Regions from separate parts of the Homo sapiens genome. Here region 2 is linked to region 1. A link is an interaction called in ENCODE POLR2A ChIA-PET data of the cell type or tissue named here. Cell type or tissue: Panc1. All regions are shown on one strand. Each heading gives the region's core, and the rest is flanking DNA. Links, peaks and the distances in the headings are about the cores only.

Evidence for each region. ChIA-PET counts read pairs that join two places held together with the same protein. Peaks named below come from ENCODE experiments on the same cell type or tissue, not always from the same donor. Only the 100,000 strongest peaks of a DNase experiment are listed, where the experiment ranks them.
Region 2: POLR2A ChIA-PET joins it to region 1 with 17 read pairs; 4 of 35 experiments call an interaction of 5 or more read pairs at or near these places.

What each region holds. Positions count from the first base shown.
Region 1 is chr19:37,551,396-37,554,312 of GRCh38, forward strand. The region is part of intron 2 of ZNF571-AS1 (ZNF571 antisense RNA 1); the gene reads left to right. It also overlaps a transcript of ZNF540 not described here. Among named protein-coding and RNA genes, the nearest start is that of ZNF571-AS1, 3.9 kb to the left of the region's middle. In Panc1, for the core only: no CTCF peak of the experiment used is centred there; no DNase peak of the experiment used is centred there.
Region 2 is chr19:37,473,847-37,476,763 of GRCh38, forward strand. It overlaps ZNF570 (zinc finger protein 570), which reads left to right. Exons shown (of 5, transcript NM_144694.5): 3 at 2,035-2,161; 4 at 2,493-2,588. Among named protein-coding and RNA genes, the nearest start is that of ZNF570, 5.9 kb to the left of the region's middle. In Panc1, for the core only: no CTCF peak of the experiment used is centred there; no DNase peak of the experiment used is centred there.

The DNA.
Region 1 (2,917 bases), core at 285-2,784:
CCTGGGGACGGGCCCTAGCGGCTTGGCGGAGCTGGAGCCCTCCCTGGCAGTGCGTCGGCGCTGGGCTATGGCCCCCTCCTCTCCGGGGGATCGTCGCCTTGGTCCCCCGACCCTAGGAGTCGGGCAGGGCAGAACCAGGCTAAAGAAACGTCCAGCGTAGCTTCAAGGATGCACCGCGTGATCCCTATCGGATCTCCCCGACGCGTCAGGCCTGCCTAGACGGTGCTGGGAGCGCGTCTCCTTGAACGTTGTCCCGCCTGGGATTGCGAGGTAGGTACCGCCTGCCTGTGTGTACCGGGGCTGCTGTCTCCGGGGAGGGGCTTCTGGCGGACAGGAGAACCAAGCAGCCTCAGGAGCTGCCTGGGTGTGTGTGTTTCTGTGCGAGTGTTGCATATCTCTGTGTGTGTTTCTGTGCAAGTGTTGCATGTCTGTGTGTGTGGGGGGGGTGGTGTCTGGTGAAAAGAATGTGTCTCGTGCGGTGGAGCGCCGTTTCTCTGTAGTCCGCGGGCTCTCTTATGCGCCCTCTTGTGGTCCCAAGTGTGCTTTTCTTGTTTTTCGCTTTCTTGGGGGTCATTGATTTCAGCTCTAAGCTTAATTCCTTTTCTGAGTCTCACCTGTTTCTTTAAGTGGGAACTTAAACCATTGATATGTATTTAAAAGCATACATTTCCCTCAAAGTGCTGCTTTAGTTGCATTCCACAAAATTTTATATGCTGTTATTTTTGACTCCAAATAGGTAATTTTTTACTTGTCCCATAGTTTACTTAAATGTGTGTTGCTTAATTTGCAAACATTTTTTAATTTTGACATTAATTTCTGGCTTAATTCTACTGTGGTTAGAAAACAGATTTTCTGATTTCAATCCTTTTCAATATATTGACAATTTATGGCTCAGAATATAAACAAGCTTGCTAAAGTTCTTTGTATAAGTGAAAACACTGCTGCTGCTCTTAGGTGGACTAGTCTATAAGTATCAATTACAACAAGTTGGCTATTAGCACCGTTCAGGTATCTTATATCTTTATAGATTTTCTATATACTTTTAAAAGTTAATGAGAGAACAGTATTAAAATCTCAAAATATGATTCTGAGTTCATTTATTTTTATTTCTAGCAGTTTTTAATGTATTGTTTAGTTCTGGTACTAGGCACAAGTACTTGTATGATTGCTTTGTCTTCTTGGTCAATACACTTCTATAGTATTATAAAATATGCCTTTTTAGAATAAATCCCTGGTAATATTCTTTGTTTCAAAGACAATTTGTTGTGAGGGCCGGGTGCAGTGGGTCATGCCTGTAATCCTAGCACTCTGGAAGGCTGAGGTGGTGGGATCACTTGGAGTCAGGAGTTTGAGACCAGCTTGGCCAACATGGTGAAACCCCATCTCTACCAAAAATACAAAATTAGCCGAGTGTGGTGGCGTGCGCCTGTAGTCCCAGCTACTCGGGAGGGTGAGGCAGGACAATGACTTGAACTCGGGAGGTAGAGGTTGCAGTGAGCCAAGATGGCACCACTGCACTCCAGCCTGGGTGACGGGGTGAGACTCTGTCTCGAACAAAAAAAGACAATTTGTTTTATGTTCACATAGCCATTTTGGTATAGTGTTTGCATGGTGTTTTTTTTTTTTTTTTAACTTTTAACCTATTTGAGTTGGTATATACTTTTGACTTTTTAATCCGAGTCTTCATATTTTAATCTTTTTTTATATAACCTAACATCTTTTTTTTTTTTTTTTTTTTTTTTTTTTTTTTTTTTTTGGAGACAGTCTCGCCTTTGTCACCTAGGCTGGAGTGGAGTGGCATGATCTCGGCTCACTGCAACCTCCACCTCCTGGGTTCAAGCGATTCTCCTGCCTCAGCCTCCTGAGTAGCTGGGTTACAGGTGCCCACCACCACGCCTGCCTAATTTTTGTATTTTTAGTAGAGATGGGGTTTCACCATGTTGGCCAGGCTGGTCTCAAACTCCTGACTTCAGGTGATCCGCCCACCTTGGCCTCCCAAAGTGCTGGCATTACAGGCATCAGCCACCACGCCTGGCTTTCTTCTGTGTTTTTTTACTGAAGTATTTAGGCCATTAACATTGTTTGTAATTATTGATATATTTGGGTTTGTAACAATCATCTTGCTCTTTATTCTGTTTCTCTTATCTATCCTTAATTCTTTTTCTAATTTTCTGCCTATTTTTGTATTTTTTAAATTATATTCTATTTTACTTCTACTACTGGCTAAATATTACGGCACTTTTTAGAATTTTGAGTGCTTTTTTTCCTAGAGGCTTTCAACATTCATTTTTAGCTTTCAATGTCTAGTTTTACATATTATACCCTATCGTATATTTGCTGGGATCTCACACAAATAATACTTCCATTCCACCTTCTCACCTTTGAGCCATTTTCATATTTTAATTGCCACAAATATTACCATCCCTATACTACATTATTGATTTTGCATTAAAAACTCAATTACTTTTTCAAGAGAATATGAGGAAAACAATATTTACTCATATTTAACTTTTCTGTTAATTTCCATTCGTATGTATGAATCCATGTTTCCATCTGCATTTGTTGGTGATGAATTCTCTTACCATTCATTTCTTTTTTCATTTGAAACTATTATTTTAGGGTCAGGGAGTACACATGCAGGTTTGTTACATTGGCAAACTGCATATCCCTGGGGTTTGGTGTACAAATGATTTTGCCACCCACATAGTGAGCATAGTAGCTGACAGTTTTTTGACCTTCACATTCCTTCCACCCTCCACTCTCAAGCAGGCCCTGGTGTTTATTGTTCCCATCTTTGTGTCCATGTGTACTCAATGTTTAGCTTCTACTTATAAGTGAGAACATAACAGTATTTGGGTTTCTGATCCTGCATGCCTTCACTTAACGGCCTCCAGCTGTGCCCATGTTGCTGCAAAGA
Region 2 (2,917 bases), core at 167-2,666, 78 kb before region 1:
GGTGTCTATCAGAAATTAGTAGATATATATCACAAGGAGGGATTGTGATTGACATATCCTAATTTCATGAGGTTTAAAACTAGATGTCTTTTAGGGAGGAGGAAATGGTTTGGAAATAAGAGCAAAGAGGTGACCTGCCTCACCTTCAGGTGCTGTGGTACAAGGAATGTGGGGAATAAAACATTCATCAGTGATAGGGCATCAGGGGAAGTCGTTCTCTCAGCTGGAAGCCATGTTTCTTTAAGGGCAGAAAGAAAACAGGAAAAAGTGGGAACTGTAGTTTTGCTTCAGACTGGTTTAATGATAATTGTGAATGGATTTTGAAACCAAGTATTTGTTAGGGGTCAAATATTTTAAGATCAGAATTTAAGCTCCTATGTTGACATAGAAATTATTTTTGTTGACTATCAAGAATCAGTGGAAAATATGTATGTCATATATAAATATTTATACATTTATTATATGTATTTATATAAGCTAAGGAAAACATTTTAGGAAGCATTGTTAGCAGGAGCAGAGAGGGAGAGATTTACCTACTTCCTATAATTAAGTAAGAAAAAAGGTGACTGAGCATTGAACTTGAAGAATTTTGCTTCTGTAGAGATAGTTTCTTTTGTTTTGTTTTGTTTTTGAGACAAAGTCTTGCTGTGTTGCCCAGGCTGGAGTGCAGTGGCCCAATCTCAGCTCACCGCAACCTCTGCCTCCCGGATTCAAGCGATTCTCCTGCCTCAGCCTCCTGAGTACCGGGGATTATAGGTGCGCACCACTATGCCCAGCTAATTTTTGTATTTTTAGTAGAGACAGCGTTTTACCATGTTGGCCAGGCTGTTCTGGAACTCCTGACCTCAAGTGATCCACCTGCCTCGGCCTCCCAAGTGCTGGGATTACAGGTGTGAGCCATCTCACCCAGCCTAGAGACAGTTTCTTTAACTGTAACAAAATTGTGTCAAATGCAAAAGGTTGCATTGACAGGTTCACATCTTTTAATTTTGTAAAAAATTAAATTAATACATACACATATAATGTATGTTTGTTTCATCAGCAAGTGGTCACATTATAGAAACCTGGAATCCAGTGGCATCACAGCAGCATTAAGTTTTTTTTGTTTTGTTTTGTTTTTGTTTTTTTTTTTTTTGAGATGGAGTCTCGCCCTGCCGCCCAGGCTGGAATGCAGTGGCACAATCTTGGCTCACTGCAACCTCCGCCTCCTGGGTTCAAGCGATTCTCCTGCCTCAGCCTCTGGAGTAGCTGGGACTACAGGCATGTGCCACCACACCTGGCTAATTTTTGTATTTTTAGTAGAGACAGTGTTTCACCATGTTGGCCAGGCTGGTCTCAAACTCCTAAACTCAGGTGATCCACCTGCCTTGGCCTCCCAAAGTGCTGGGATTACAGGCGTGAGCCCAGCTCAGTGTCAAGTTTTTAAGAACTTTCTCTAACCCCTGTAGGCAGAAGCAATATTATGAGTAGAACACCCATTTCTTTACACAAAATTTTGGGAACTCTGGATTAAAGTATTTGAATTTTAATGGAATTGATGCTCTGCTCTGCTTGGTCTAGCACAGTTTTCAGAGATACAGTGAATACTTTCTGGTATTGTTTTTGATCCCTTTCTAGCTTCTTGAAATTTTCTTCAAACCACTCATTGATTAATTCAACTGAGTCAGAATTTGAATACTTCACATGTGCCAGGTTCTATTCTGTACCTGGGGATAAAGCAGTGACCAAAGCCAAAACATACTCTGCCCTCATGGAGCTTAAATTTTAGTTGAGGAGGGTGAAGAACAGGCAATGAATAAAATAATTAAGTGCAGTGGAGAAAAATAAAGGAGGGTTAGGAAATAGGGAATTGGGGTGGAAGCAGTGCTATTTTATACTGGAATAATCTGAGATATACAAAGGCCCTGAGTACAAATATGATAACATGGTTACATATTTGAGGATGTAATATCAGAGAGAGCCCAGTGTGCCTAGGGCAGAGGAAATGAGGTGAATATGGTAAGAGATAAGGTTCTTCCATTTATTTCATTTCAGGAGTTGGTGACCTTCAGAGATGTGGCTGTAGACTTCTCCCAAGAGGAATGGGATTGTCTGGATTCTTCTCAAAGACATCTGTACAGTAATGTGATGCTAGAGAACTACAGGATCTTGGTATCACTGGGTAAGGATATCTTCTTGCAAAACTGAGCTTCTGCTCAAAAGGGGCTCTTTGCTACCACTATTGTGAATTTTTGGATAATATCTGCAAAATTTGGCTGAATGTCTGCTGCCTATGCCAAACAAATGGCTTAGTGTTTGTGGATTTGGCAGTGAACATATTCTTGGCCTGTGCCTGAAGCTTCATCTTCCTTATCCTTCTAATACATGTCCTTTACACATTTCTCTTTTTGCTTACTGTAAACTCCCTTTTCCCTGATGAGCTAAGGATTGAATGTGAGTTCTGGAATATCCACAGCATGACAAAACTCTACTTTTTTTTTTCGTATTTGCAGGACTTTGCTTTTCCAAACCAAGTGTGATATTATTGTTGGAACAAGGAAAAGCACCCTGGATGGTGAAGAGAGAGCTGACAAAAGGCTTGTGCTCAGGTTAGTGAAGAGGAAATTGGCAAAAATCTTTGCACGTGACAGCTCAGCTTGACTCAAAGGTATCACCTCTTCACTCTTCAGGCTTCCAAATTCTTCTCAAATGTTCTAGGTTTTCATAAAAATTTGGGGCCATTTAGGATGTTCTCCCACATTTGTTATTTTTAATTATTTCCCTTCTCTTACTTTCCTATCTCCTTTCTAACAAGTCCCATCCCCTCTCAGTTTCATAAGCCTCTCAGTCTTTAAAAAATCTTGTAGTAGTCTTATAAACTTTTTTTTTTTTTTTTTTTTTTGTGACAGAGTCTCGCTCTGTCACCCAGGCTGGAGTG